Linked DNA regions of Homo sapiens: regions 1, 2, 3, 5 and 6 are each linked to region 4. A link is a loop called in an ENCODE intact Hi-C map of the cell type or tissue named here. Cell type or tissue: PC-3. All regions are shown on one strand.

Region 1 (5,000 bases), 770 kb before region 4:
CACATCCCACGCTCATGGATGGGTAGAATCAATATTGTGAAAATACCATACTGCCAAAAGCAATCTACAAATTCAGTACAATCCCCATCAAAATATCACCATCATCTTCACAGAATTAGAAAAAACAATTCTAAATTCATGTGGAACCAAAAAAGAGCCTGCATAGCCAAAGCAAGACTAAGCAAAAAGAACAAATCTGGAGGCATCACACTACCTGATTTCAAACTGTACTATAAGGTCATAGTCACCAAAACAGCATGGTACTTGTATAAAAATAGGCACATAGACCAATGGAACAGAATAGGGAACCCCAAAATCAGCTCAAATACTTATAGCCAACTGATCTTTGACAAAGCAAACAAAAACATAAAGTGGGGAAAGGACACCATTTTCAACAAATGGTGCTGGGATAATTGGCTAGCCACATGTAGGAGAATGAAACTGGATCCTCATACAAAAATCAACTCAAGATGGATTAAGGACTTAAACCTATGACCTGAAACTGTAAAAATTCTAAAGATAACATTGGAAAAACCCTTCTAGACATTGGCTTAAGCAAGGATTTCATGATCAGGAACCCAAAAGCAAAAGCAATAAAAACAAAGATAAATAGCTGGGACCTAATTAAACTAAAGAACTTTTGCACAGCAAAAGGAACAGTCAGCAGAGTAAACAGACAACCCACAGAGTGGGGGAAAATCTTCTCAGTAAGAAAAAAAAAATCCCATCCAAAAGTGGACTAAGGACATGAAGAGACAATTCTCAAAAGAAGATGTAGAAATGGCCAACAAACATGAAAAAATGCCCAACATCACTAATGATCAGGGAAATGCAAATCAAAACCATCAGGCGACACTGCCTTACTCCTGCAAGAATGGCCATAATCAAAAAATAAAAAAAACAGCGGATGTTGGCATAGATGCGGTGATCAGGGAACACTTCTACACTGCCGGTGGGAATGTAAACTAGTACAGCTACTATGGAAAACAGTGTGGAGATTCCTTAAAGAGCTACCCTTTAATCCAGGAATGCCACTACTGGGTATCTACCCAGAAGAAAAGAAGTCATTATACGAAAAAGATACTTGCACACACATGTTTATAGCAGCCCAATTCACAATTGTAAAATCGTGGAACCAACCGAAATGCCCATCAATCAACAAATGGATAAAGAAACTGTATGTATGTATGTGTGTGTGTATATATATATATATATATGATGGAATACTACTCAGCCATAAAAAGGGACAAATTAACAGCATTTGCAGTGACCTGGATGAGATTGGAGACTATTATTCTAAGTGAAGTAATTCAGGAATGGAGAACCAAACATTGTATGTTCTCACTGATATGTGGGAGCTGAGCTATGAGGACGCAAAGGTATAGGAATGATACAATGGACTTTGGGGACCTGGGGGGAAGAGTGAGGGGGGGTGAGGGATAAAATAATACAAATGTGGTGCAGTGTGTACTACTTGGGTGATAGGTGGACCAAAATCTCACAAATCACCACTAAAGAACTTACTCATGTAACCAAGTATACCACCTGTGCCCCAATAACTTATGGAAAAATAAAACAATAATAATAATGATAAATTCTACAAAAAAGGAATAGAACACAGGGCACTGAATTGCAGCCCACTCTCAGCCACACTTGCCACTTGACAACCACCTGTTCTCTGCTAGACCCTGCCATGAGCCATTACGCAGATTGTCTTGTTTGTTTGGATAATGACCTCTTGAGGTAGGATTTCTTCCCTCCCATTTCACAGATGAAGAAACGGATTTGCAGACTGTAGAATGTAAATTACTTGTCCTCTGTCACTCAACCAGCAAGTGGCTGAGCTGGGCCCCACATCCAGCTTCTTTGACTTCCAAGCCCATGTTCTTCCACCAGGCAGTGCTGTCTTTCTTCTTGGCTGGGCATTTCTCCATATTGTTTCAGCAGGTCTGGAGAGGAGGTTATCAGAACTCTGTAGAGCCTCTTGCCTGGATGGTTGGTTGCCATTTTTCAGCACAACCCACAGGAGCTAGACCTGCACCTACTGGCCTGTTCTGCCATACTTTTTAAGGTTGATTGCTTCACTGTCAATTTCAGACTCTCTTCCTCAGGCCCTGTGAGGTTCACCCAGCACATACAGTCTTGTGGGCCTCCCCACTCCCCAAGCCACCCAGCCATGGGATGCTCTGAACAGAGCCGCCTTGTTCTTCCATGGGGCAGGTAGGAGGAGCGTACAATTGCGCAGCGCAGGAAAAAGCAGCTACCACCAGAGGGCACTGTGCCCCTTACATGGTTGGTACCTAGAGGACAAATGGCCCTATCCACTTACTCAGCAGAAGAAGGTGATTCTCTGAGATTTACATTCTCTTTTGGCCCAGACACTGCCTTATGAGGATGAATCACAGTGACTGCTGCATGTTATAGAATCCTTATGTGCTCTGCTGGCATATTGCAGTTGAAAGAAAACGAGCCACTTTAAGGCATTTCCCCTTCCATCTAACAGTGATGGATGAGGATCGCTGGGGCTGCCTTTTCCCAAAGCACAAATGAATTCACTTGCTCTCTTTAGAACCCACCGTTCAATTGATTCCGACACTAAAATATAGTAAGTAGTGTCAGAGAAAGGTCAGCAGATTGCTTGGAATTGCAGGCAAAATCCTATACCTCCTGGTCCTTGTTGATTTTAGTTAAATACAGTATTCATGTGCCAGTCAGCAGCTCAATCAACTAGAAGGGGAGCTGTGGCTCTGGATGGGGAAAGCCAAGGATTTCATTATGTAATGGAAACTGCTTTTATCCCTAGTATCAAGCGGCCCAGATGTAACTGGCTTTAAATTCTTCTGACCTAGTAGACACTCTGATGTTGAAAAATATAAAGTAATGTCAACATTCTGGAAGGGAAAACATGAGATGGATATTGGGCCAATTCTTTTACAGTTTGGTCCATTGGTTTTGATATGCTGTGCATGGGCAGCCACCTTGAGAGAGTGAATGCTGTGGTAGAGGCAGGACCCAGCGTGACTGCAACTGGCTGAAGATGTGTCACTGTCCATCCACGACAGAAGTCCAGGCTGCTGGGGCAGCACTCCACAAATCCTGCTGTTCGACTCTTGCTGTGCTCTGGTCTGCAGGTGGGGAATGGCTCTGGTCAGAGCCTCCTTGCCATGTGGATTTGGTCCCTACTTTCCTGTGAAAATCCTTCTTCCTTCCGGGCCTCAGTTTCCCCATCTGTAAAAGACTGAGTGGACTCTGTGGCTGAGCCCCTCCATTGCAGGCTGCTCCCAGGCTCCTGGGGCTGGTTCTCAGACATTGGCCTAATAAATACCCACTTCCATGACTCACCTGGGTTCCAGCCAAGCTGCTGCCTGGCAGCATGGAATGACCCTTCCCCATAGAAATCTGCATTTTAATAGGGGATTGGGGATTTAAAAAAATTATAAAATCAGAACATTCTAATAAAAAAATGAAAGTATACTACTTTACCACCCATCTTGCTATTAACTACATTCTCCGGGGATAATCTCTATTTTTCTAGAAGTTTTTCTATGCATAGAAACTTACATATATTATATTGGGCACATACTCTTTTAATTTTTTAACAAAGTTGTCTATTTACTAACAATAATGGTCTTCTCCTGATGATACCATAGGGGTACCCTTCCCAGTAAGAACAGAGAGTTACCTCATTCATTTTGATTGTGGCACAGAGTTCCCTAGCATGGCCGTATCTTAATTAATTGGTCAATTTTTACTGGTTGACTTTTAGGAGGTCTCCAATGTTTCACCTTTACTATCAAGGCTGTGTGAACAACCTCTCCAAATATCTTGGAATGCATGGAGTTGCTGGATGGAAAGGCATGTGCATTTAACTGTTATGAGGTTACCAAACAGGTTTCAGTTTATTTCCTTTTTTTTTTTTAAAGACGGAGTTTCACTCTGTCACTGAGGCTGGAGTGCAGTGGCATGATCTCAGCTCACTGCAATCTCTACCTCTCAAGTTCAAGGGATTCTCCTGCCTCAGCCTCCCAAGTAGCTGGGATTATAGGCGCCCACCACCATGCCCGGCTAATTTTTGTATTTTTAGTAGAGATGGGGTTTCACCGTGTTGGCCAGGCTGGTCTCAAACTCCTGACCTCAAGTGATCCACCTGCCTCAGCCTCCCAAAGTGCTGGGATTACAGATGTGAGCCACCGAGCCCGGCATATTAATTAACATGTCAATAAAAACCATTCATAGAACACCTGCTAAAGGCCACGCGGTGTTAAGTCCTGGGCGTGCAGAAGTTATGGAGACAGACTGTGTCCTCAGCGCAGTGAAATACGCTGCTGGGGAGAAAAGACAGCCATCCTCGAAAAGGTTGCGGGGTGTAGACCTGGGAAGGCTCACAGACCCTGCAACAGGTGATGAGACCCCATTTACTAGAGGAAGAGGCTGAGTTACAGGGAAGTCAAGGAGTTGGTTTTCCACCTGGAGCCAGGCCTTCTGCTTCGTGCTCATTCCCTCGTGCCATGGTGGGGTCCTATGGGGAAGTTAGTTGACCATCTCTGCAGATGTCCTCAGAAGCACTGCCTTGGTTGGGAGCTACTTCTAAAGTCTGGTCCTCAGGCTGGCTCATCCACCGGGCTGTTCCAGGTACCAGGAAGCCCAAAGAGACAGGGCAGTGATCCTCCGTCTCCTTTTAATCCTCCCTCCCTCTGATTCCAGTCTTGGTGGAGGTCCTAAGGTGGCTTTGGGCGCATTCTGTTGCTCAGAAACATTTGTTTTACATCGCACCATCCATCTTCTGCTGTAGACCTCTTCTCTTGGAAATCGTAATTCAACGGCACACTCTCTAAGGGTACCTGTCAACTGGTACAGCCCATTCCTCTTGCTGTGTGTGTGGTGTTCATCCAGACTTCCTTCCTCTCCGGTATGAGCTTGTTGATGCACTCACCTGTTCTAAGGGTGCTGCTAAAGATGGCGTTTATCTCATTGCTGCTGAAAGCTTTTCCAGTGCGGGG
Region 2 (5,000 bases), 520 kb before region 4:
TAGTGCTTCACACATAACCATAATAGAAACAAATGAGTATAGACCTGGTTAGATGCTTTGTTAAAAATCATAGCATACTCTTTTGGACACATGAGCAATTTACTGTTAGGACAAACAATCTGCTGATTAGGAAAAATGAAACACCTTGGTCATTTAAAAATACTGGACAAAAACTGATACAACCGATCATTGAAATGCAGCAAAGCTACATGTGCCTTGGTCCAGTGTCCCCTGTCCCCCAATTCTGATAAGTGAAATCATCTGATTGCCATAGTGTTGGTCTGGGCAAACGTGGGCATTTGATTTTTTTTGATTGTTTGTTTAATGTTTGTGTGTGTGAGAGAGACGAAGTTTCACACTTGGTGCCTAGGCTGGAGTGCAATGGCACAATCTTGGCTCACCACAACTTCCGCCTCCTGAGTTCAAGCGATTCTCCTGCCTCAGCCTCCCGAGTAGCTGGGATTACAGGCATGTGCCACCATGCCTGGCTAATTCTGTATTTTTAGTGGAGACGGGGTTTCTCCATGTTGGTCAGGCTGGTCTCAAACTCACGACCTCAGGTGATCCGCCCATCTCAGCCTCCCAAAGTGCTGGGATTACAAGTGTGAGCCACCATGCCCAGCTGGGCATTTGATTTCTATTGTTTTGCTCTCTGGACCTTGACTTCCATGATGCCAAGCAGCAGGGAGCAACTGAATTAGAGTCTAAACCGGCAAATGTGGAGGACTCCAAAGGACCAAGGTAGGGAGGGGGCTCCTGGTAACCACCGTTGCTGTTTCCTTTCAGGACTACTGACTAATCTCCCACATAAACCTGTGGCCCCAAGTTCCAGCCACCTCCAGAATTCTGTCTTTCCTCTCCATTGAGGATATGAGCCTGTATTCAGGGGTTCCTGGGCTTGGCGGAGGTGGTTATCGAATTAGATGATCCCCGTTGACACATCATTAGATAAATTAAGAATAGATGCCCAGCAGAGAAAACCAATTCATGACTCAGGCCAATGTTTCCAGAACGTGTAACTTGTCATAAACATCTAGTTTTCCTGCCCTTCCTGCCATCTCTGAGCATCAGGTGTGCAGTAAAAAGCCTTGGACAAGACATCTGAGTGTTATGAACCCAGTGCTCTGGCATCCTGGTGGCCCTTGAAAGAGAGTTTACTGTCTATATTTCAATAGACTGCTTGAATAATCGGGATCTTTTTCTATTTGCAGGAGACCCTGGCATCACAAAACACAAAAATGATTTCATCCATAGTCATCTCCCAGATGATTGATGAGAATAAGTCAAGAGAAAACAGGGCCTCCTTGCCCCTACCGTGTGCCATTGCTCAGTCTCGTGCACATCACGCCAAGCAATCTCTGGCTAACCGCAGCGGAGTCAACATTCACAGAGCATTTGCGTTACTTCCGGGCAGATTAGGAATCCCGGCACCGTCAGATGAGCGAGGACCTGAGGCAGAGCTGCCGCCCAAAGAGGAGAGACCCTGTGGGGGCCCCCGCAGAGGGTTTGCATCCATCACCATCACGGCCAGACGCGTGGGCCCCCCAGCCCGCGCCCTGGTGTGGGGGACTGCTGGGGACTCTCTGTGCCCCAAGTGCAGGGCTGAGGACACACTGTTCCAGGCGCCCCCGGCTCTGGCCAATGGCGCCCATCCAGGTCGGCATCAGAGATCTTTTGCCTGCACAGAGTTCTCCAGAAACAGCTCCGTGGTGCGGCTGAAGGTTCCCGAGGCCCACACTGGGTTGTGTGAGAGACGCAAGTACTGGGTCACCCATGCAGACGACAAAGAGACCAGTTTTTCTCCAGACACCCCACTGTCAGGAAAGAGCCCGCTGGTGTTCAGTTCCTGTGTCCACCTCAGGGTGTCTCAGCAGTGTCCAGATTCAATCTATTACGTAGACAAGTCTCTCTCCGTCCCCATTGAGCCACCTCAAATTGCCAGCCCCAAAATGCACAGATCCGTCCTGTCGCTCAACCTCAATTGTAGTTCCCACAGATTAACAGCAGATGGAGTAGATGGCCTAGTGAACAGAGAGCCAATAAGCGAAGCCCTGAAGCAGGAGCTCCTGGAGGGAGACCAGGACCTCGTAGGCCAGCGCTGGAACCCAGGTTTACAAGAAAGTCACTTGAAGGAAACCCCATCGTTGAGGCGGGTGCATTTGGGGACCGGCGCTTGTCCTTGGAGTGGTTCTTTTCCATTGGAAAACACAGAATTGGCAAATGTGGGAGCTAACCAAGTCACTGTAAGAAAAGGGGAAAAGGACCATACAACTCATTGTCACGCCAGCGATCATGCCAACCAACTGTCCATTCACATTCCTGGCTGGAGTTACAGGGCAGGTGAGTGGTGCGTCCATCTGCAGGAGGGTGACCTGAGTAAATGTCCTAGCAAGGTGACTGTTGAGTGAATTTCTTATACAAAACTTATTCTAAGAGGCATTTCTCAGTAGACTTGCAGTGATCTGCTCTGCTCATAGTTGACAACTGATAGCTCGGCATCGATGTCTGATTGGATAGATTTTTTTAGTTGAGACTTTTGTAGATTGTAAGAGGCCTTCTGTCAAATTCTTGTTCCCAATAGTTCCAGACCATATGTAATGAGAAGGAAATGAGGGCCTCCAAAGGAAGTTAATTTACAACATGCCCAAATTGCGTTCCAAAAGAGGGTGAGAAGAATGAAATGCCATTCGCCCCCAGATGTTTCATCTCTCTCGCCAAACATCTGCGTGTTTGGAAGTGTCCAGATTTCTGTACTTTCTACTTTTCAAGTTAGCCTCATTGATATAAAAGCTAGACTGCAAAGCTTCATAATGGAGCGTGTAAGTGTGAATGTGTGTATGTGAATGTGTGCGTGTGTGCGTGTATAATAATTATAGGACATTTTCTAAATTAGGCAAGTCAGGGACTCTCTGTGCCAAATAGTAGTAGCAGCAGCAGCAGCAATTTTCTGTCCCCCTGGTTTTGTCTTCTGGGGCATCTTGACCAGGATTTGTTGCTGTTTCTGCCATTTCCAGGGCCGGGAAGAATTCCCAGGATGGGTTGCCCTGAGGACTCTGCACCTTTCTTGGGAAATCAAAAGAGGAAAGCAGGCATTTTTTGGAAGAAAGAGGCCAGATTTCTTTCTTTCTCTGTGTAAACTTCTGATTTTCAACTTTGCTTTCTGCAAGAGGCTCTGGTTTATGAATTACTTTCTATTTGGAAAAAAGTATTTAAAGATATTAGTATACAATTGAAAATGCAGGATATGCATCATAATTTTACGGTACAACTTTTATTCATTAAAGCTTTATTAATAAAAATGACTGTAAAACATTTAAAGTTATAATGTGTATAGAAATGTTAAATGATGTAATTAATTTTAACAACTGTATATATATTGAAATATTGAATGCTCAGAGATTTTTAAGGCAATTTTGGCATGGCTTTCAGATTGATTAAACCATTGAAATGCATGTCTTACAGACTTATTACAAGAAGGACAACATAAGCAGCTATCAATGTTCCAAAGATAAATCCCACTTTAGTGGTTAAAGAGATTGCTCAAGCTAAGCACTTCGTCTTCCTTATTGATGATGATTCCAGAAATACACCACTGCATTGTTGTATGTTACCCCAGTTAAAGCACATCCTCATTTTTAAACCATGTGTCATGGTGTGAAATAATAATTTGGATTTATAGTACTTTTCACCAAAGGCTCTTCATTAATAATGAGAGCCAGATCTCAAACACTCATACACTCATCTCAGAGGAGGGCAGCAAGAGTGTGGACACTTCCCCCAACTTACTTTTTGGCTTTGGTGGTGCAGAGAAGATTTTTGATTGTGATTTTGTGAAATGACTGCTCCTCTAAGGGATTATCTTAGGCAAATAGTATAAATTTATTCTGCATCCTGCAGGCCAACATCCCCCAGAAAAAGCACAGATCCCAAAGATTCACATGTGAAGCGTTTCAGTGGCTTTAAGCCATGAGGCTTCATTCTACCATTTGAGGAAAGAGATAGTCACAGACACCAGGGGAGTCTTGAATACCTTTTTTACAATTTCAGTAGCTTTGGGAGTACAAGTGGTTCTTGGTTACATGGATGAATTTTACAGTGGTGAATTCTGAGATTTTAGGGCACCCGTCACCCAAGTAGTGTATATTGCACCTAGTGTGTGTGTGTGTTGTGTGTGTGTGGTGTGTGTGTGTGTGGTGTGTGTGTGGTTGTGTGGTGTGTGTGTGTGGTGTGTGTGTGCGTGTGTGTGGTGTGGGTGTGTGGTTGTGTGGTGTGTGTGTATGGTGTGTGTGTGTGGTGTGTGTGTATGCGTGTGTGGTGTGTGTGTGTGGTGTATATGTGGTGTGTGTGTGTGTGTTTATCCCTAGGCCCACCTCTCACCCTCCCCTTTCTGAGTCTCTGAAGTCCATCATATCACTCTGTATGCCTTTGCGTACTCATAGCTTAGCTCCCACTTATGAGAACATACGGTTTTTGGCTTTCCACTGCTATGTTACTTCACTTAGAATCATAGCCTCCAGCTTCAACCAAGTTGCTGCAAAAGACATGATTTCATTCCTTCTAATGGCTTAGTAGTAGTCCATGGTGTATATATAGACCACATTTGGAAGAACTTTTTGTGGAGTTGCTGATCTATTATTTCTAGCTCAGTGAATGTGGAGGAGTGATACTCTCTGAACTCCTCATCTGGGTAACTAGAGCAGGGGGTAGATTGGGTGTTTTCGAGGTCCCATCAAGCTTAAAAAATTTCAGCTCTATTTGCCCAAGGTGGACTCTGTAAAGAAAAGAGGCTCCGTGGGATTCTGGACCCCTCAGTTGCAAAGTCCAAAGCCACAGAGCCCTGGGGTGTGCTGTGGGGCACTTGCCTCGGATGCCTACAAATGCACACCTTCACCTACACGTGCACCCCTGGCTGTGTGCTCCCTCACTCAGAAATAATTTCCAGTGGACTCTATTTCTTCTCAGGTGACAAGAAAGCACATCTGTCCATGCTGTAGAATTCT
Region 3 (5,000 bases), 320 kb before region 4:
TGTTCTATTGTTTCTATCCTCACCAAGGTATACATTATATGTCGGTGGTGGTGGTGATTTATAATTTACACTTGGTATATTCAGTCTTCTTCAACTCAACCATTATAATGGTTGGATATTGGTATCTCATTGTGGTTTTAGTTCACATTTCCCTGATATTTCATGAAATTGACCATGTTTACATGGAACTTATTGGCCATTCAAATATATTTTTTTTTTGTAAACGTTCAGATTTTTTTTACCCATTTTTACGTGCGTTAAGGTGATTAACAGTTCTTTATATATTCTGGATACAAGTCGATTGTGTAGCAAATGTTTTCTTCAACACTGTGGCTTAACTTTATATTTTCTTAATGGTGTATTTTGATCAGCAGAATTTTAAAATTTTGAAGTCCAATTTATCAAATAGTATTTCATCTTCTATAATATATCATTTACTGCTCTTTGCTCTTTCAGTTTTAATCTATATGCATTGTTATACTTATAGTGGGTTTCTTGCTGACAGCGTGTAGTTAAGTCTTCCTTTTTCACTGCCTGTGACCATCTCTGCCTTTTATTTTGGAGTATTTAGATCATTTATCTTTAATGTAATTATTAATATGGTTGGCTTTTTTGAAGTTGCTGTTCTTTATTTTCTACTTTTCCATCTGTTTGGGTTTTTTGTTTTTCTCCCTCCCTCCCTCCCTCCCTCCCTTCCTTCTTTCCTTCCTTCCTTCTTTCACTTCCTTTTTGTTACCTGGTTTTGGATTTTTAAAAAATCAGTATTCTAGTTTTCTGTATGTTGGTTTCTTAGCTCTTTGTCTCTATTGTATTATTTATTTGTTAACTAATTTATTACTTTTGGGTGTTTGTGTGAGGCACGGCCTTTCTTAGAGTGTTTCATCGTAATCACAGAAGACAGAGAAAAATGATTGAGTGTCTTTCTCAATTCTCCCAAGGATGATGCATAAGTAACACCATTCTAAATGCATAGGAGAGACATTAATTCATCATATATGATGGATGTGTTAAGGTATTACAGCTCAATCTCTGGAGGAGGTCTGATCAAGAAAGACTGTGAAATTTATAGTATGGTTCTATAATGTATTCATAGTCTACTGTCAAATAATAGTATACCACAGTGGGAGAATTTAAAAATATCTTCAGTCTAGGATCTTTGCCCTTCTGTGAACCAGCCAATTTGGTGTATAATATGATGGTGTTCTCACAATTAGGACAAACAAGGTGAGGCATCACCTTACAATGAATTAAGGAAGCCAAACCCACCACAGGTAAAGAGAGGCTTTGCTATGCAGGGTTAATCTGTCTCAAAGCTGCTCTGTGGCTAGGCCAGGATTCAAACATATTGCTTATTTCCCTGTCCTGTGACCTTCTAAAGCCTGTGCAAAAATTATTTTCCTTTACCACATTCCCTGGTTTTGCTCAAAGCATATCTCACTTCAAAAATGCCCAAGAGCCAGGAATAGGGTGATTTTCTTAATTGCCCTGAATGCTCTGTGTGAATCTTCTCCTCTCGGAAAGTAATTTAATGACCTGTCTTGGGAAATGGACTGGGATCCCTGTACAGGCTATTACATTACTCTTTCTAATAGGATTTCTACAGCGATTTAACTCTTCCCACTAATCACAAACAACCAATTTAATAAAAGGGAAAATGACAGTTTTGCTTAGAAAGCTGTACAAACATGTTTGCGCTTTTCCAGCACAATGACAGCAGCAATAAAAACAGCTGTTGTTACATTGGTGATATACATAGGATAGTATGAGCAACTGGAAATACCAAAAGGATTGAAAGCTCCCAGTGATGAATGGGGATTTTACGCATGTAAAAAGGAATATCGATGCTTCCCAAAACAGCAATGGATCACATTGTACTTTAACACTACTTTCAAGTAGGTAAAAATGTTTCACACATCAAATATCAAAAATGATCAAATCAGTCCTGTCTCCCTTATTTTCCTCTGGGTGTCAGTGTCCTCCCAGGCACCCAGCTCCCTACTTTGCTCCATTCTTGAGTTCTTTTTTATCCTTAATGCCCAGCCTGTTCCAAAACCATGCCCCCTCTTCCTTTGTTCCCTTCTTTTAAAAGTCACTTCTTTTCTGGCGTCACTGCCATTGTGCTCAACTAGTGAAAACTGGAAGTACTAAAGTCTTTACTGCATTATGCCTCAAAAATACACACAGGGCATTTATCATTCTGAAATGACACAATTTTGGTAATGGTACGTGTAGCCTATTTCCAAAACCTTTTCCTTTCTTTCTAAATGTTATTTTTCAGGAGTGATTTATAATTTAGCATAATGAAACATCCTCACCATTGGTGGTTTCCTTTTAAAAAACAATTGAATACAAACTGACTCTAGACAGGAGACAACTGTGCTTTTGTTTTAAACTTGCAGAGATCACTTCAAGCTCTTCAGACGTCCTCCCCTTCCACCCTCCTGTAGCTTAGACCCCTGCTCATTATCCTAAGTGTCCTCACGAAAGGGGTGAAATCTTCCCATCTATCTGTGTTCTTCTTTCTTTCTTCTCGTCATCATTTCTGTTTTTGCCGAAACACATTGATCCCATTCAAAGTATCGTATAATAAAAGACCAATTACTTTCTAAAAAATGCTGACTTTCCATTTTAGTCCAAATGCCTTGAGATCACACACAAAAGGAACACAGATTAGAAGCACATCTGGGATCACAACAGGAACAAGTTAGTGAGAATTTAATCTGAGCCCCCATCTTGTAAAAGGATAGTCCAAAGGCTGAAGGCTTAACTTGCAGAATTTGGCACAGAAACAGACTTGGTGAAGCAAAATGAACAGTTTGGACGGACAAAACCCTGGGGGTGGGGTTGGTGGGGTTTGAGGAACAAAGAGAGAAAGCCAAACGATTATTTGATTTAAGCATCAGAATTGGATGACCCTGAGAATCCCTCTGGAGAACACACTAAAGATTGTTTCTCCAGAGAATGTCGAAATTTTAGATAAGACCAGGATGTTTTTGTATACGATTTGGACTTGAAAGTTTTATTAAGTGGCTCAAGCTGTCCCACGGTCATGATACATGCTACCCATATATGTTCCATGAATTTGAAAAGATTAAGTAATTAGGCCCCAGGCTCAGAGTATAAATTATGATTTAAGGAGGCAGAGTATTAACTACGCCTGGAAGTTAGGGAGGATGTAAGAGTATGTATAAAGGGCAATGTCTGCAATCTGGATGGGAAGAGAGTAGACCAATGTGTTTTTGTCTTCTGAGTATTTCTTAGTGGACTCGTAATGGTTGCTGCCTTTTTATTGCTTGGGATTAAATATAACCTTTGATGATCATCCTCAAAGCTTCTTACCAGCTGGTCACATCCTACAAGTCTTGACCTCCTATAAATACAACCTGCTTCTCCAAAAATCCACTGATTCAGCTATGTCAGCCACCCCACCCCTTACCCCATGTTCCTCATTTAGCCTAGAAATGTGGAGGTTCTTCTTTCCTTATTCTTCCTTTAAACAAGAACTGAAGGCCTAACTCTCAGGAAACCTCCCCATATTAAATGCACTGCCACCTAATTTCCAGTGTGTCTTCATTTGGGGACTGAATGAAACTATGCTCACCCTGACATAGATTGAATGTAATTACATTTTGGCAAGTTTTCTTCCATTCAAAGGTGGTCTTAAAAAGAACATAACACATCTGTTTGCATATATAAATAAAATAACAAGGGTGGGAGCTGTGTAAGCCAGTGTGTTGTTAGCACTTACAAGGTTATAGACCATCTGGTTAAATGCAGCTATTCAAGAAGAAAAATTTAAACCAGGGTTTCTTAGCGATGACACTGTTAACATTTGGACTGGGTTATTCTGTGCTGGGGAGAGGGAGGGTACTGTCCTGTGCATTGTACAATGTTTAGCGGCACCCCTGGACTCTACCCACTGGTTGCCAGTAGCATCTTTCACCCTGTTGAGACAACCAAAAATGTCCCTAGACATTGCCACATGTTCCCTGGGGGGCAAAATCGCCCCAAGTTGAAACCACTGATTTCAACCAACCTATTTAAGTCGTTGCTTATTTTGAATACTTGTTTTACATTAAGCAAATCAAACTGAAAAGACCTGAGGACAGAAAGCTTCAAGCTGCCTTAGAAGTTGGTCTTTCTCATCATGATATACTAGTGGAATCTCGTGGAATACTCCGGCAATGTTAATCTGTGGACATGGGAAGAGTTAACACACTCAACCTATGTAGCCTTTTACGTCAGGGTTTTAAAGGTTACATTAATTTTTCTGTGCAGGATTTTATTCTCCAGTAGGGTCAGGTTTTTGTGTTTCCTATTAATTAAAAAAAGAAAAGTGAGGTCATATGGTAATAAGCTCTGTGGTAAATAAAATTGGGCTGTTATGTTAATAGCAGAGATAATGAAACAGTACTTTCATTTAACAAAACCGTCTTTTTAAAATGTGTCTTGGCCGTAAATTATCTATACACCCATGATTGATTATTGCTGTATAGATATAATTTTTCCTGCAAGTTGTTAAACAGTAATGCAGATATATGCAGAATTATTGCCAGGGTTTAGGAGGATAACTCTTAGCTTGGAGGTACTGAATTTGGTAAGGGGAAGAAGGAAGGAGAGTGGTCTGGCTGCAGAGCCCCATGGATACTATCAAAATTGGCCTCTTCCCCCCTGTTTATCAGTGGGGGACCAGTGCCCAGGTCCTGTCAGGTGGGATGGGATCAGGCAGGTGGAGCAAAGTGGTAGCCTCCTTCCTTCTTTCCTGGGCCACATTAGAGCTTTAGCTTTGACCCTGACCCCAGTTCTTGGCCAGGGCAAGAGGACAGTAGCTGTGTATGATTTGGGTAGCATCATTAAATGGTTGAAAATTCCAGTGGGATTCTTCTAACTGCAGAACGTTGCATGCTCGCATCTTAAGAAATAGAAGGTCACACGATCCATTTATGAATTCAAGATATTTTTATTCTACAAAGGTAAAAATAATAGGAAAGAAAGTGAAA
Region 4 (5,000 bases):
AAAGTAATAATTTTTTTAAAACTAAAATGTATCAGCCTGGCACAAAGTAGTCTTATGAGTAGGTAGATTTTGATGTTAAATGAAAATAGGTCCATGAATACTTAGATATTTGAGTCATAGAAACTGAGCCCTCAATAATGTGTGGCATCTGAAAAGATCTTTAGAAGTTCAGTGAGAATATAATAGCCAAGCCTCACCAGAATTCAGTGCAAGGTGTCAAAGACTTAGCATAGCATTAGACCAAAATAAAACCAGAAGTGCTCCCAATAAAATTCAGTATTGCTAAATATCATAAGGTCACCCTGAAGCAAACAGCACCTCCATAACCCCTGGAAAGGGAAATAACGCAACTGTGTTAGAAACCAGATGTTACCAAGCACGCTTGTCAAAGGCTGAAGATTCTTGCATCACTAGAGATGGCTCCAAAGAGGACAAAAGCCACAGCAGGGACCAGGACACAACTGCCCACCAGGGTACTCTACAGCGATTACAACACAGGCGCAGGGAGGACTCATGAGAGCAGTTCATTGAACCCATGGAGAAGCGCAACTTTACCTAGACATGACAGCTGAAAAAATAAATGAATCTTAGAGTGACTTCCACAGTAGAGGAAAGTCTACAAAAATTTAAAGCATAGCCTTGTTTTTGTTATCAGTCAATAAGCAAATGTTTGATGCAAGAGCTGAGCAAATATGAAACATAAGAAGCTAAATAAATATTGAAAAGCCCCAAGACTCAGTTACCAGACTTCCCTTTCTTCTCTAAACTCCCTCCCCCAGAATTCCAATCCAGCCTCATGCTGATGACTCTGGAGTCTGTCTCTCCAACCCAGACCCTTTCCCTGGCCCTTGACATCCCCAACACCCTCCCTGACATCTCGGCTTGGACGTCAGACAGTTTCAAACTGAGCATCTACTCCACCCACAGTCTTCCCCATCTCTGTTATTACAGTTGCTCAGGCCAGACCCTGGGTGCCTCCTGTGGAAGACTGGATTGTTGTTCAGAGACACAAGGTGCCCTCCCACAAGGATTCTATCTACCTCCCCGCCCTGTTGAACTCGGACATGGCTGCATGTCTTGCTTTGAGCAATGAAGTATACACAGAAGTGAAGTATGTCATTCTGGGCAGAAGCTTCAAGAAACAGCATGCCATGCTCTCTCCCCTGCTACAGTGACTGACAATGTTCACGCAGAGGCTGCCGCATGGCCTGGGCTGTGGCAGGAGGACAATGCAGGATGGAGCCCTGGCCGACCCACGGTGGGCATGGTGTGTAGGAGGGAATCACTGCTGCCATAAGCCACTGAGACTGTGACGCTGATGCTTCCAGCAGCATCACTGGGCCTGTGCTGGCTACCACATATCCCTTGACCATCCTCTCTCTCACATCCCGTATCTCACATCCCATATTCGGTCCACCACCAAGTTCTTAAATCCATCTTTAAAGCATATCCTGCATCCTCCCACTTTCCACACTGTTGTGTTGTCTCCCACCTAAACTGTTTCAAAAGCTTCTTCATCAGTCCTCCCTGCTGCTTGCTGCCTGGCCTCCCTACAGCCTGTTCCCAACTCAGCAGCCAGAGGGATCCTCGTAAAACATAAGCCGGATCACACCTCTTCTCAGCTTCACAATCTCCAGTGGCTTTCCCCGCCTCTCTCAGAGTAAGCCAGAGTTCTCCCAATAACCCTCAAGGCCCAGGCAGTGACCTCTCATGACCCAGCTGCCCTCGCCCCCATTATTTTCCTCCTTGTTCCCTCTGTTCCTCAATGCTCCTGGGACCAGCCAGGTACATTTGTACTGCCAGGCTTTCTCACCTGCCCTTTGCTATGTCTGGAAGGTTCTTCCCCCAGATAGTTGCAAGGCTCCAGGTATCCTTGCTTCAGATCTACTCAGAAGCTACCTTCTTGGTGAAGACTTCCCCACCTCTACCCCAGGCCCTCAATTTTTCCTATGCTGCTGCCCCTCAGTATGTATTGCCTGCTGACTACCTATTTTTACTTATGTATCTTATTTATTGTTTGCCTTCATCATCATGAGGGAGGAATTTTTTCCCAGTGCCGTATCCCCAGCATCCGGAGCAGTGTCTGACACACGGCAGACACTCAATAATACACGCTGATGGAATAAATGGAATGCGTGGCATGGGCAGCAACGATCACAGGAATTTAGGGCACAGACAATAGGGTAGTAAGGAGAGCTTCTCAGTGGAGGTAAAATCTGACCAGGGCAGAAGAAAGAATAGGGTGAGAGGGGAAAATCTGTCCAAACAGGGAAAACAACTGAACACACATGCAGAAAACGTCAAGGCATATTCAAAGGACAGTAAGAAATCTGACTGGAGGGTTTGTGCTGAGAAATAAGAGGCAACAAGAAAGGCAGGTGTAGGGAAACTGTGAAAGACATTAAATGTTAGTCTAAGGAATTTGGCCTTTATCCTTTAAGCAATGGAGGACCCACCAAAGACAATGTGACAAAAGAAAGATTAAAATGGAAATTAGCCCAGCAAGATAGAATGATGAGAAAAAAAAAAAAGGAATAAAGTCAACTCCTTCCATCAGAAAATACACTGGGCAGGTGTAGGAGCTGGGGATCCACAAATGAGCTAGACAGAAATAAAGCCTACATCCTGCAGGGGAAAACGCAGCTAAAGAGGGAAAGCACAGAAGCAATTCTACAAATGGAGAACTCAGTAACTGACTGGCTATGAGAAGCCATGGAGGAAAGCCCAAGTCAAAGACAATATCATTGTTTCCAGATAGACTGATGACTGATGGGAACAGAAACTGACAAATCAGGAAGAAGTTCTTAAATCCACAATCCAAACATCAGGTATTCTAGATAACCACTTTTTACAAGAAAAGCATTTGCTAGTTTTAATGCTATGTAGAGAAAGAAATAAGGAAGCAAAAGAGGTCAAGATTAATGCAGCCTAATTCTGCCACCTAGCGTCAAGATTTGTACTTGTAATTCTGTGAGAAACGCAGGCATTTCCCCACTGTCCTTAGAGCAGGGACCACAGATGTCACTGCCAGCCCCACAATGCCAGGCTGTCGTCAGAGTGAGAGTGCGTTCTCCAGCCTGACAGCAACCAGGTCTCTGGGGAGAATGCAGACAACACAGACACACACCTCAGGCTGGAAGCCAGCACACGCAGCTATGGTTTCTCTAGCTGAGGCTGCCTACCTGGCCACCCAGCAAAGGCACAGCCAAGGAAGAAAGAACGATGCAGGATGGCCCCATTCACCTGCCCAACACAGCTTGTGGTGCTAAGGTGATGGGGGAAAGAAAGATGTCTTTTTCTTTCTCAAGAGAAATGTTTCTCATAATTCATGCTTTTAGATAGAAAAAGCATACCTTCAATAAGTAAAACGACATGATTAAAATAACATTTGAGTAGTCAGAACAAGAACTATTTTTACATTGCAACTACATTTCAGATTTTTCTTAAGGTACAGAGAAATTTCTCAAATATCAGATATATTATCACTCAAGTAACAGTTGAAATTGGAGCTTTCATATACAGATTATATACATATTTATAGATATTTATACACACATACACATAAACATATCTATCTTCTCATGTCAGCACTTTTATCACAATGCAAACTTGAGAAAAGGCCAGGAAAGTGATGAACCTGTTCTGCATCTTGACTGCATCAATGCCAATATCCTGACTGTGACACTGCACTATTATTTTCAAAGATGTTACCATAGGGGAGAAATGGGAAAAGGTACAATCACTCTTTCTTACAACTGGATATGAATCTATAATTATTTCAAAATTAAAAGTTTCACTAAAAACCATATTTGTATCTCATTTTTGGTATTCCTGAATCACAAAATAGTCATTTTGCATTTTTCAAGTGGTAAATCTATCAAGGGGAAGAAATAAGTCAGAGATGATATGAAGACTAAGAAGAAAAACATAACTTTTTTTTTTTTTTTTTTTGAGACAGGGTCTCACTCTGTCACCCAGGCTGGAGTGCAGTGGCACAATCATGGCTCACTGCAGCCTCGACCTCCCAGGCTCAAGTGATCCTCCCACCTCAGCCCGGGACTACAGGCATAAGCCACCACACCTGGCTAACTTTTGGATTTTTTGTAGAGATGGGATTTCACTATGTTGCCTAGGCTGGTCTTGAACATCCAGGTTCAAGGGATCTGCCCACTTCAGCCTCCCACAGTGCTGAGATTACAGGCATGAGCCACCATGCCTGGCCAAAAGTGACTTCTTCATTACTCCTGGTGGTATTGGTTCATGCCAGAAGCATTTGGAAGGCCTGCTATATAACAGCCAGCACTGTCAAGGAACCGGCTAGAGCGTTAAGCAGGCAGAAGTCTTATTTGTCTCTCACTGAGTTTAATACTGGGTGAGGAGGCAGGAAAGGAACAAGAAGTAAACAAGTAAACAACAAGGTAAACAAACTAAGCAAACAAGTAAACAAGTAAAATAAGCCCAACAGAGCTAAATGCTATGTGGCATACAAAACAAGGTTCTGAGCTACAGGAGGCCTGCATGAAAGGATGGCTACTTCAGATGGCCTTCTGGGGGCGGGGGGATGTTTCATCTGAGATTGGCATGGTGTGAAGGAACCAGCTGTATAAAAACAGAAGGAAATGTATTCAAGACCACAGCAACGAGCAAGATCCTGCGATGGGAACCAGCTTGGCCTGTCCAGGCTGAGAGGCAGCCAGCGTGGTATAAGAGAGTTGACAAGGGGACAATGGTATGACATGAGATCAGAGAAGCTAGCCAGGGTAGACCATGCGGGGCCATTCCACGTCAGTGAACACAACAGCCTGATGGGAAGCTCACCTAATTGCATCAAGCTATTGTTTGAGTCTGTCTCTACATTCTGGATTTTAAATACATATCATTAAAATATTTCAGAAGTCAAAGAAGCTCTCAAAGGTACAGAGGTTTAATTTCAAAGTTACTGCTAATGCCTATTTTCCAAAAATTGTAATTCATAAAAGAGCATGAATACAAATGATGCT
Region 5 (5,000 bases), 110 kb after region 4:
GGGTTCAAGTGATTTTCCTGCCTCAGCCTCCCGAGTAGCTGGGATTACAGGCACCCACCACCACGCCTGGCTAATTTTTGTATTTTTAATAGAGATGGGGTTTCGTCACGTTGGCCAGGTTAGCCTCAAACTCCTGACCTCTCAAATAATCCACCCGCCTTGGCCTCCCAAAGTGCTGAGATTACAGATGTGAGCCACCGCACCCAGCCTAGAAAGAGTAATTTAAAATGCTGATTGCCTGAGAATTTCATGGCTTCAGTTGCCACCTTTCTATAAAGATGCTTAGAAGCAACTGTGATGTAGTGGCAATTATACTCGCCAAGAAACTAGAAGATATGGATTGGTTCTGGTCATGCTGTTTACTGGCAGTATGACCTTGGACAAGTCACGCCTCTAAGTTTCTTTCCTCATGCATCAAATGAGGGTGTTGGCCTTCATGTCTTCCAGAGATTTCTTTCAGTACTGAAATTCTGCAACTACCATGCCTATCTCTAGCTCTGACCTCTCCCTTAGCCTCCTGCCTTGCTTTTCCGTTGATCCCAGGATGGTTATGCCTGGATGTTCTTCTGATAACATTGACCATCTTCCTGACTATCCTGAAGGTCATCTTCCTACCCTCCTAACTCCTGATTCCCCCCAAAAGAACTTTATGCTGCTCTTTAGCTTCATTCATTTATTTTATTTTACTTTCCAATTTCCTGTTCTTGTCAATTATATAATTAGTATTTTAAGTTAGAAATCATAGAATATTTGTCTTCTTCCTATGCATAATTAGTCTGTTAGTGGGCACTGCTTATTCTTCCTTTGCAGTAATTTTCCCGTGGTTTTATTACCTCTCTCCCATGCTTAGCACTAAGCCCAAGCCTTTCTCTCTCTTCTTTTCAATTATTATGATGTCCTTATCCATCTTTCCACTCAACTCTTATCCCTACCATATGTCAGATCCTCTGTTCGGTATTGGGAACAAATGCAAACCACACGTGTAGCTTAAGGATCTTCCCACATAGTGGAGAGACAGAGAATCATATTCAAACAAGGGTTTTGGCTGGGCACAGGGGCTCACATCTGTAATCCCAACACTTTGGGAAGCTGAGGCAAAAGGATCACTTGAGCCCAGGCAATTGAGACCAGCCTGGGCAACAGAGCGAGACCCTGTCTCTACTAAAGAAATTTTTTTTTTTTTTTTGAGACAGAGTCTCACTCTGTCGCCCAGGCTGGAGTACAGTGGTGCCAGCTCAGCTCACTGCAACCTCTGCCTGCCAGGTTTAAGCGATTCTCCTGCCTCAGCCTCCTGAGTAGCTGGGACTATAGGCGTACGCCACCACACCCAGCTAATTTTTGTATTTTCAGTAGAGACAGGGTTTCCCCATGTTGACCAGGCTGGTTTTGAACTCCTGACCTCAGGTGATCCACCTGCCTTGGCCTCCCAAATTGCTAGGATTACAGGCATGAGCCACCATGCCTGGCCTAAAGAAAATTTTTTAAAAACAAGTAGTTTTAATATAGCTTTTCACATGAATGATGTTTGAGGTCTTGGCTAGGGACCCTAGATAGTGGACCCTGACATGAAGGCAATCCATTTAAAAGTAAGAATTTGGCAAGAATAAAAAATTACTTGCTAAGGAATAAAGGAGGCAAAATTTTATGTAAATTCTTAAACGATGTAGAATCTTAAACTATGTAGAATCACAGAATTTTAAATTATTTCTAGACAGTATAAGAAATTATTCATTCAATGAATAATTACTGAGTACTAGGATAATTTGGTGACCAACACGGATAGGTCTCTGCTTTTAGAGCTCATTTGAGGGGCCGTTAGGTAGTGGGGAACTAGGAACAAACAGCAACCTCAGGAAGGTGATGGCTGCCACGGTGGGAAGCACACCGTGGATCTAGATACCTAGGGGATCACAGCAAGCCTTGTGGAGAAAACGACACCAGAGTTCAAACTTGAAGGATAATTCTCATTCATTCAGTCTATTCATTTTACAGGTAAGAATTAACTAAAGCTTAGAAAATTTGTGGTTTACATGGAACAAATTAATGGCAAGCCAATCCCTTAGGTGGCTTGTTATTCCTGGATCTTGCCTTGATTCCACGTTTCCTGAGCGCAGTATCTTAAAATTTCATCTTTCATAGAACAAAGTAAGCGTTGAGTAAATAATTACTGATAACTTGCAACCTGTTGACAAGGCTGACACCTATCTGAAAGTGCAGGAAGTGCATTTGCCTTTCAGTCCTTAGGAATTTACAGTCTACAGCAGTCATTCATTTTGGAGTTACTTGTATTTCTGGTGAGTTATGTTTATTTTTCAAATTACAGTGAGAATTCAGATCTAAGAATTTCATAATGAATCTCATAAATAGCAGACCTCAAGATAATTAGAAATTTTACAACGTTTAAATTCCTTAGATCAATTAAAAACACTCTTGGAATAATTTATTTTTAAAATGCATGTAACAATGCATAATTTACTGACAATGCCTTAAGATTGTAGCATACAAATGAATTCAGTACATTCTACTATAATAATTCTTGTACAAATGAATGTGATAAACATCAGTTGGTCCATAATATATTTTAGAAAAAAAAGGATTTTTAAAATAAAATGGCTCTAGAGTAGCTTTGCTTAGAACTGACTCCAAATCCAGATGGGTTGGTTGATTATCTCACTGGGTTTATTTAGATGGGTTTATTTATTTAATTATATTTAGATTGTAAATTACCAGGATATTTTAGCTTTTATTATCAGAGAAATGTTAAGTAGGCTTATCTGGATATTTGTTATCATCATTTGGATTTAAATATAAATGCTTTAATTTTGAGTCACTAGTTTTTATCTAAATGCTATCTATAATTTACATTGCTTAAAACACAATAGCTGATAACAGAAGCCATATTTTTGATGGGCCTTCTAATCAAAAAGAAAATAATCTCTAAATACATTAGTCTTTTCAGAAACACAGTTGAGGTTGAAAGTATTTTTTTTTTCATTTTTGTCCTTGATTTTTTTTTTTTTTTTTTTGAGACGGAGTCTTGCTCTGTCGCCCAGGCTGGCGTGCAGTGGCACAATCTCTGCTCACTGCAAGCTCCGCCTCCCGGGTTCACGCCATTCTCCTGCCTCAGCCTCCCAAGTAGCTGAGACTACAGGCGCCCGCCACCACGCCTAGCTAATTTTTTGTATTTTAAGTAGAGACGGGGTTTCACCATGTTAGCCAGGATGGTCTCGATCTCCTGACTTCGTGATCCGCCCACCTCGGCCTCCCAAAGTGCTGGGATTACAGGCGTGAGCCACCACACCCGGCCTGTCCTTGATTTTTATCTGCCTTTTTTTGTCTGGCAGTCAAACTTTCACAGTCCCTGTTAACTCCTGTTTCTTCTTAACTTTATTTCCTAGCAGTAACTCTGTGCATAATCCATATTGTTCAGAGTTTCACTAAGTAAGATGTAATACAGCCCACTGCTGATTTACTGATGAAAGAAAATCACTTATAAGATGAACCCTGCTGTAAGACAGAGATGTCTCTTGTTTTGTTTTCAGCAGAAGCTGATCCTGTCTCATTTTTTCCTGCTACAGGTTCCTCAGTGGTGTGCTGAATATTGTCTTTCCATCCACTACCAGCACGGGGGCGTGATATGCACACAGGTCCACAAGCAGACTGTGGTCCAGCTCGCCCTGCGGGTGGCGGATGAAATGGATGTTAACATTGGTCATGAGGTTGGCTACGTGATCCCTTTCGAGAACTGCTGTACCAACGAAACAATCCTGAGGTTGGTTTGTGGGGTTCAGTCCGCTCCCTGCTGATGATTCTTGGCTTAGGTTCTACAATTCTGAAGGAGCATTATTCTGGCATTCTACCTGTTAAGCATCTATGCTGTGCAGTAGCAACTGGTCTCTGTCATCAGCCAGCCAGCAACAGTTGCTTTCCCACACTGGCATCATCTGGGATTCCTTGTCTAAATGTATCCCATGACTCCCATTATCCCCTGGAAAAAGTTAACAACTTGCTTGGCCCCTCAGAACCTTCAAGCGTGTGCTTCTGGAGCTATGCCTCATGCAGGGTCCACATCATTGCCTGTGTGCAAGCCACATGGACACCTGGAGCACACTGTGTGCCCTGTGCTTTCCACACCCTGTGCCTGTACACCTGCCCCTCCCTGTGCTCAGCATGTCCGGGCCCGGCTAGTTCCTCCTAGTCACTCAGTATGCAGTGTAGCAGCCACCTACTCCAGGAAGGCTTCCCTGCCCCTCCAGTAATACACATTAGAAAACCCTCTGTGGGGCTTCTGGAAAACTTGGTGTCAGCCTGCATCATAGCAGCTTCGACAGTGTTTCTCAAACTGTGCTTTGCAGAGTCTTCTATGTTCCAAGGAGACTTCTCTGTGGCTACCGCAAGTTGTGGTATCTCTTCTGTGCTTAGCTTCATTATGAGATTTCCTTTGAAGAAGGATTTCCAAGAGCTTGAAAGAAGAAAAAAAAGGAAAAAGAAACTGGAAAAATCACTGCTCTGGGCTAGTGCTTCTCAAGCACCTTTATATTACAGCCATCATAGAAAGTGATAGTATCCATACAGTACCGCAAGGAAATGGTCACAGCTGCCTGGAGCCAGAGTTGACCATCCCACGGGCTTCAGCTGCCCCGGGCACTGCCCGACCACTCCAAGAGCCAAGTAGCTAAGTATCTCGGGGTCAGTATTTCTGCACCTCTCTAACCCATTTGTGTGGCATACAGTGTGCCACGCACAGCATTGGGGAAGCTCTGCTTTTCTGTAACAGGGCAGGGATGGTTTTTCACGTGCTCATATCCCTAGTGTCTCATGTGCTCATCCCCAGGAGGATGTTCGGTAAACTGGATAGTGGAAGGGATTTTGCCCTGTCCCAGCTAGCACTGCACTCTGGTGCGGTTCTTATCTCCATTCAGAAAACCCATGGGGCTGGGCACAGTGGCTAATGCCCATAATCCCAGCACTTTGGGAGGGCGAGGCAGGAGGATTGCTTG
Region 6 (5,000 bases), 180 kb before region 4:
ATGATTCAGTTTCTCATTCGTTTATTTATGAAGCACTTCTTCTATGCTAGGCATTGTGCTAGGTTTAGAGGTGTTGTTTCTGCTTTTTAGCTCAACCCAGTGTGGGAGGAAGACAAGTAAACAAGAAATAAGGCCGAATAGGGAAAGTCTTGTTACAGAATCCTGGCAGAACACAAGAGAAAGGCTGATTCACTTCTGGGGCCGGGGGGTTTCTTTCAGCTCTCCCATGCTTTGGAGTGTAACATATGTTATCTTAATGAAATCCATCTCATTCAAACTGTGTAACTAAATTATATAAGGGTAAAGTTAAAGTTGGATAATTTCAATATTGATCTGAAAGCAATTTGGAGGTCATTCATGTTTTGAGTCAATACTCAAATCATTTCAGAAATGCAGGACATTTTATCAGGAAGAACTTTACCTACATGGTAATATTTTCATGCAAATTCTAAATACTCGTTTTCAGCCAGTATGTCCAAAGATTTTGAAATCAGAAAATACAGTACTCGGCCAAAAAGGATGGGAGTCTACTTGTCCTCTCTAAATGAGGGTGGACACCATGTGTCTCCAAACCGTAGGAGTCACCTGCTCCCATGACGTGTCCAAGAAAGAGAACAGCTCTCAGCACTGAGCATGGCTGGATTAGGACATTCTTGCGTTGCTATGAAGAAATACCTGAGACTTGGTAATTTACAAAGAAAAAAGGTTTCATTGGCTCACGGTTCTGCAGGCTTTACAGGAAGCATAGCATCGGCATCTGCTCAGCTTCTGGGGAAGCCTCAGAAAGCTTGCAGTCATGGTGGAAGGTGCAGTGGAAACATGTACCTCGTATGATGAAAGCGGGAGAAAGTGAGAGGAAGGGGTGGGAGGAGGAGGTGCCACATGCTTTTAATTGACCAGATCTTGCAAAAACTCATTCTTACGAAGACAGCACCAAGCCATCAAGGATCCGCCCCCACAATCCAAACACCTCCTACCAGACCCCACCTCCAGCTTTGGGGATTACAATTCAATGTGAGATTTGAGTGGGGACAAGTATCTAAACTACATCCATGGCTAAGACTGAACTCATGTCTCTTCTCTCCTTTATGAGTGACCCATCTCTGTTGACATCACGCAAGAGTCCTCAGTCTGTTACGCAGTTCCTGATTCTGGGCCCCCCTGAATTTCCCATCCAGTTGTGTCCTGGCCTGGTGCTCTGTATGGACGCTCACACCAGCCTCCTTGCTAACCTTCCTGGAGCCTGTATTTTTCTCTTTCCCCTCCAAGTCTCATCTGTGTGGCTGTCAGAACCACCTGTGGCTCTGAAGCTTGTGTCTGCTCAGGTCCCTTCCGTGTTTGGCGGCTCTGCATGGCACAGGATAAAGTCAGCAGCATTGGGCAGCATGTAGGTTCTGTCCCCAGCCTGCCTGTCTCAGCAGCAGCGGGTCTCCCTGCCTCAGGCCCTGCGCCCTGACCACCTGGCATCCGTGTCATTTCCCCTCCCCTCTGCGCGTTGCCCGCTAGCATGCTGTTTCTGCACCCCCATGCCTTTGAGGATGCAGTCCCCTCTCGCTGGAATGCTCTCCTCCCCATTTCCCATTCCTCTCCTCACCTTTTCCCCACCAGCGCAGCTCATTCTTCCCCATCTTTCCCGGCTCCCTTGGGCACCCCCTCCCCAGGCTGACTTCTGGGTTGGAAGCCTTTCCTGGGGCTCCAGCAGTGCTTTGGGCGTGTCCCTGTCATGGAGCCCTGACCACTCTGGGTCTGTGTCCTTCAGCAGTGGGGCCTCCTGGAGCATCTTATTCCCATTGTGCAGCATGCTAGATATTGTTTAAATGAGAGAATATTTAGGTGTCACGTGTCATCCCACAACAAACGGCAAATAGCAAAATCAACTCCTGGCACAGTTAAAATGCATTTTACTTCCTGGTATTGAGAGAAGCAGAGTGCCTTGTTAGATCGCCTAATCTAATAAGCAGAGAAAAAGAATGTTCTCATGAAATTATGCATTCACCTTCTGTTTTCATTTGCTGACGTAAGATAGTCCATCTAATTGGATTTTCTCTTTGGGGAAATCTGCAGGCTCCAAGGCCATTGCTGTCACATTTCCAATACTGCCATTGTCCATCCACCCCCCTTAGTTCTCTCCAGGGGACTTTGACTCCCGGCCCCTTTTAAATTAGGCACACATCTTAGAAAACCTCCATCCAGCGCCTTCTCAGTTTCATCCATGCTCCCTGGCAAGTCATGGTGCTGGAGAAAGATGTGGGACGTGTATCACCCAGGAAGGAGCAGAAAGCCCGAAGCAAAAGGGGCAGTGCCTGCCGCATGCTCCTCAAATTCACTTATTCTTTCACGTATTCATCTGCTCAACATGTAATGTATTCAGCACTTAGCACAGCACCTGCAGCAAACACTCCGTCAATATTGCTTGACCATCCTGTAAGGTCTGGTAGCGCCACACAGTGGTTAAGAGCACAAATTCTAAAGCAAAACCACCCGGACACTGTCATGGATGGCATGACCTTGGGCAGGTCATTTGACCCTGCTGTGTCTTGGTTTCCTCTTTTAAATAGGGATTAAAAAAATAATATCCATGGGCCAGATAATATATGGATTAAATGAGATATCAGGGGCTCAGCACAGTACCTGGACCAGGGTGTGTTTAGCAGCTATTAATGCTTACAGCCAGGAGGAGGTGCAGGCTCTCTGCAGGGCTGGAAGTGAGGGAATACAGCGATGACCAAGGAGCCCTCCTGTGGCTCACATTCTTGAAGGTAGAGATAAATAAGTAAGGAGACGCATAAACAAAATAGGAATACCAGGCAGAAAACCAAAGGAGGACTGCGATGGGGGCTAATAGTGGTGATGGGGCTGCTTTAGATAAGAGATCAGGAAAGGACCCTCTGGAGAGACAACACTGAAACCAAGAGCAGAAGGATGAAAAGGTGCTGGCTACATGAAAAGCCATGTAAAGAATGTTCCAGACACGGGCACAGCAGGTGCAATGGCCCTCAGAGGGAGAGGATCTGGAATGTTCTAGAACCAACCAGAGGCCAGTGTTGGCTAGAGTAGCATGAGCTAGAGGGAAAAGTGAGCACAGTGTGGTGGCAGGGTGGGCAGCATGAGGTTGCAAGCACCTCGGAGGCCATCGGGAGGCGTTGGGATTTCACCCCAGGGCCAACAAGAAGACACTAAAGAGTTTTAGCAGGGACAGCAGCATGATCTCCAAGCAGGACCTGAGGAAGTCAGAGCAGGGAGCAGGGGCACACAAAGCCCTGCATGGTGGGTTCATTCCCAAGGGTGTGGAGCGCATGACACCTGGAGTCTTGGCTGCAGAAGCACAGATTCCTGGAAGGGAGAGCTGGGAAGGAGTTCCGATATCAGGTCATATTGCTTCTCTCCATCTCTCATTCAAACCCCTGAAAGAAAACCAAGGAAGCTGCCTGTTTTTCCAGCTCATAGCACTGGGGCTGATCAACAGAAAGCCCATCTTCAGTTTGGGGCTTTTTTTTGGAGAGGGGGGAGTTGGTATTTATTTAGGTATTTAGCTATTTAAATGGACATATCATTGCGTGTTTTTGTTGGGCACACCATGTTGTTTTGAAGGAGATAGTTGAATCTAGCTAATAAACAAATGTATTACCTCCCAGTTACCATTTTTGTGGTGAGCGCACGTAACATTCACCGCCTGCATTTTGCAAGACTCTGTTGTATGCTGAGCATGAATTTTTGCTGGCTTTCCTCCTGTTCCTGTCTTCCCCTTCCCCTTCCCCTCTCTTGTCTTCAAAATATCTTGAGAAGATACAATGTACACAAGTGGTATGACTGCATCTTATCTGTAAATCAACATTTCTTTTCCAGACTGCATAAGAAAAACTCGAAAAGGAACATATCATTTAGTGCCTCAGCAGCAGTGGGACATGGTCAGGGCTGTAAGCACAAGCCCCTGTTCCACTCTCCTTAGACAAGAGAAGACATAACACAGTGCTTAAGAACTCTCCAGAGCTCCAAGCATGACTGTGGTTGTATTTCTGCTTAGCTCCAATGACACTTGGATGATGATGAGGAGCAGTGGGTAGTTTTAGGGCTTTGTATTGCTGTTCTGAGTCACATTTCAAAACCTTCTAATTAATTTTACTGCTGTTTAACCCTAAAATTACTCTGTCCTCCAGTTTGCTGACAGTTGTCTATCAAAAGCTCGTTTTCTCTAATCCCCAGCTTTCCTGATGGACTTTTCTCTCCCTCATACGTAAAATGACTTTTCTCCTTGGCCATCTGTCCAAACCAGCTTTCAGTTAAGCCTGGTCAGAAGCCTTCGAATGATGTATCTTTGTTCTACAAATGTCTGCACCCATCACTCCCCTTAATATTAGGTATCTATATACCTTGTTCATTCAAATAAGATTTCAACATTGTTAAGACCTGAATTGCTAAAATATTAATAAAGGATGTGATAGAAGTACAAGTACATAGTAAATAATATATGTAATAATTAATATAACTTAATCTACATTAAATTCTTCCTTTCCTTTCTCTGTAATATTTAAGCTGGTCAAGTGTGCTCCTTTTTTTTTTTTTTTTTTTTTTTTGATGGAGTCTCGCTCTGTTGCCCAGGCTGGAGTGCAGTGGCATGATCTCGGCTCACTGCAAGCTCTGCCTCCCAGGTTCACGCCATTCTCCTGCCTCAGCCTCCTGAGTAGTTGGGACCACAGGCACCCACCACCGTGCCCGGCTAATTTTTTTGTATTTTTAGTAGAGACGGGGTTTCACCGTATTAGCCAGAATGGTCTCGATCTCCTGACCTCGTGATCTGCCCGCCTTGGCCTCCCAAAGTGCTGGGATTACAGGCGTGAGCCACTGTGCCCAGCCGTGTGCTCTTTTTTAAGACTATTGAGGCCACTATGGGTTCTGGCTCAGTAGAGAATAGGCTGTGTGCATCCTTAGCTGCATCTTCCATGCTCTGTGCATCCCCCCTCCATGCTCTGTGCATCCTCCCCACCATGCTCTGTGCATCC

The links. Peaks named below come from ENCODE experiments on the same cell type or tissue, not always from the same donor. Only the 100,000 strongest peaks of a DNase experiment are listed, where the experiment ranks them.
Region 1: a loop joins it to region 4, with 10 times the contacts of the local background. A loop is called at or near these places in 53 of 110 quality-filtered maps.
Region 2: a loop joins it to region 4, with 14 times the contacts of the local background. A loop is called at or near these places in 91 of 110 quality-filtered maps.
Region 3: a loop joins it to region 4, with 15 times the contacts of the local background. A loop is called at or near these places in 36 of 110 quality-filtered maps.
Region 5: it touches region 4 in a loop (7-fold over the local background); 18 of 110 quality-filtered maps call a loop at or near these places.
Region 6: a loop joins it to region 4, with 4 times the contacts of the local background. A loop is called at or near these places in 10 of 110 quality-filtered maps.

The regions. Positions count from the first base shown.
Region 1 is chr10:126,746,503-126,751,502 of GRCh38, reverse strand. No RefSeq gene overlaps it. Among named protein-coding and RNA genes, the nearest start is that of C10orf90, 78 kb to the right of the region's middle. In PC-3, a CTCF peak has its summit at 2,255 (motif pointing right); a DNase peak (open chromatin) is centred at 2,332; H3K27ac peaks cover 1,131 bases.
Region 2 is chr10:126,501,297-126,506,296 of GRCh38, reverse strand. It overlaps C10orf90 (chromosome 10 open reading frame 90), which reads left to right. Exons shown (of 10, transcript NM_001350921.2): 4 at 1,212-2,340. LOC105378549 (a long non-coding RNA gene) reads right to left here. Exons shown (of 3, transcript XR_001747637.3): 3 at 3,112-3,191. Among named protein-coding and RNA genes, the nearest start is that of LINC00601, 82 kb to the right of the region's middle. In PC-3, a CTCF peak has its summit at 1,995; a DNase peak (open chromatin) is centred at 1,976; H3K4me3 peaks cover 576 bases.
Region 3 is chr10:126,300,013-126,305,012 of GRCh38, reverse strand. The region is part of intron 2 of ADAM12 (ADAM metallopeptidase domain 12); the gene reads left to right. Among named protein-coding and RNA genes, the nearest start is that of ADAM12, 86 kb to the left of the region's middle. In PC-3, a CTCF peak has its summit at 1,958; no DNase peak of the experiment used is centred here.
Region 4 is chr10:125,980,448-125,985,447 of GRCh38, reverse strand. The region is part of intron 2 of FANK1 (fibronectin type III and ankyrin repeat domains 1); the gene reads right to left. Among named protein-coding and RNA genes, the nearest start is that of FANK1-AS1, 9.7 kb to the right of the region's middle. RefSeq lists a silencer at 2,988-3,037. In PC-3, CTCF peaks have their summits at 2,746 and 2,956 (motif pointing left); a DNase peak (open chromatin) is centred at 2,947; H3K27ac peaks cover 985 bases.
Region 5 is chr10:125,865,762-125,870,761 of GRCh38, reverse strand. It overlaps DHX32 (DEAH-box helicase 32 (putative)), which reads left to right. Exons shown (of 11, transcript NM_018180.3): 2 at 3,579-3,772. Among named protein-coding and RNA genes, the nearest start is that of DHX32, 13 kb to the left of the region's middle. In PC-3, a CTCF peak has its summit at 2,203; a DNase peak (open chromatin) is centred at 2,211.
Region 6 is chr10:126,158,882-126,163,881 of GRCh38, reverse strand. The region is part of intron 3 of ADAM12 (ADAM metallopeptidase domain 12); the gene reads left to right. Among named protein-coding and RNA genes, the nearest start is that of FANK1-AS1, 190 kb to the right of the region's middle. RefSeq lists an enhancer at 1,038-1,538. In PC-3, a CTCF peak has its summit at 2,476; no DNase peak of the experiment used is centred here.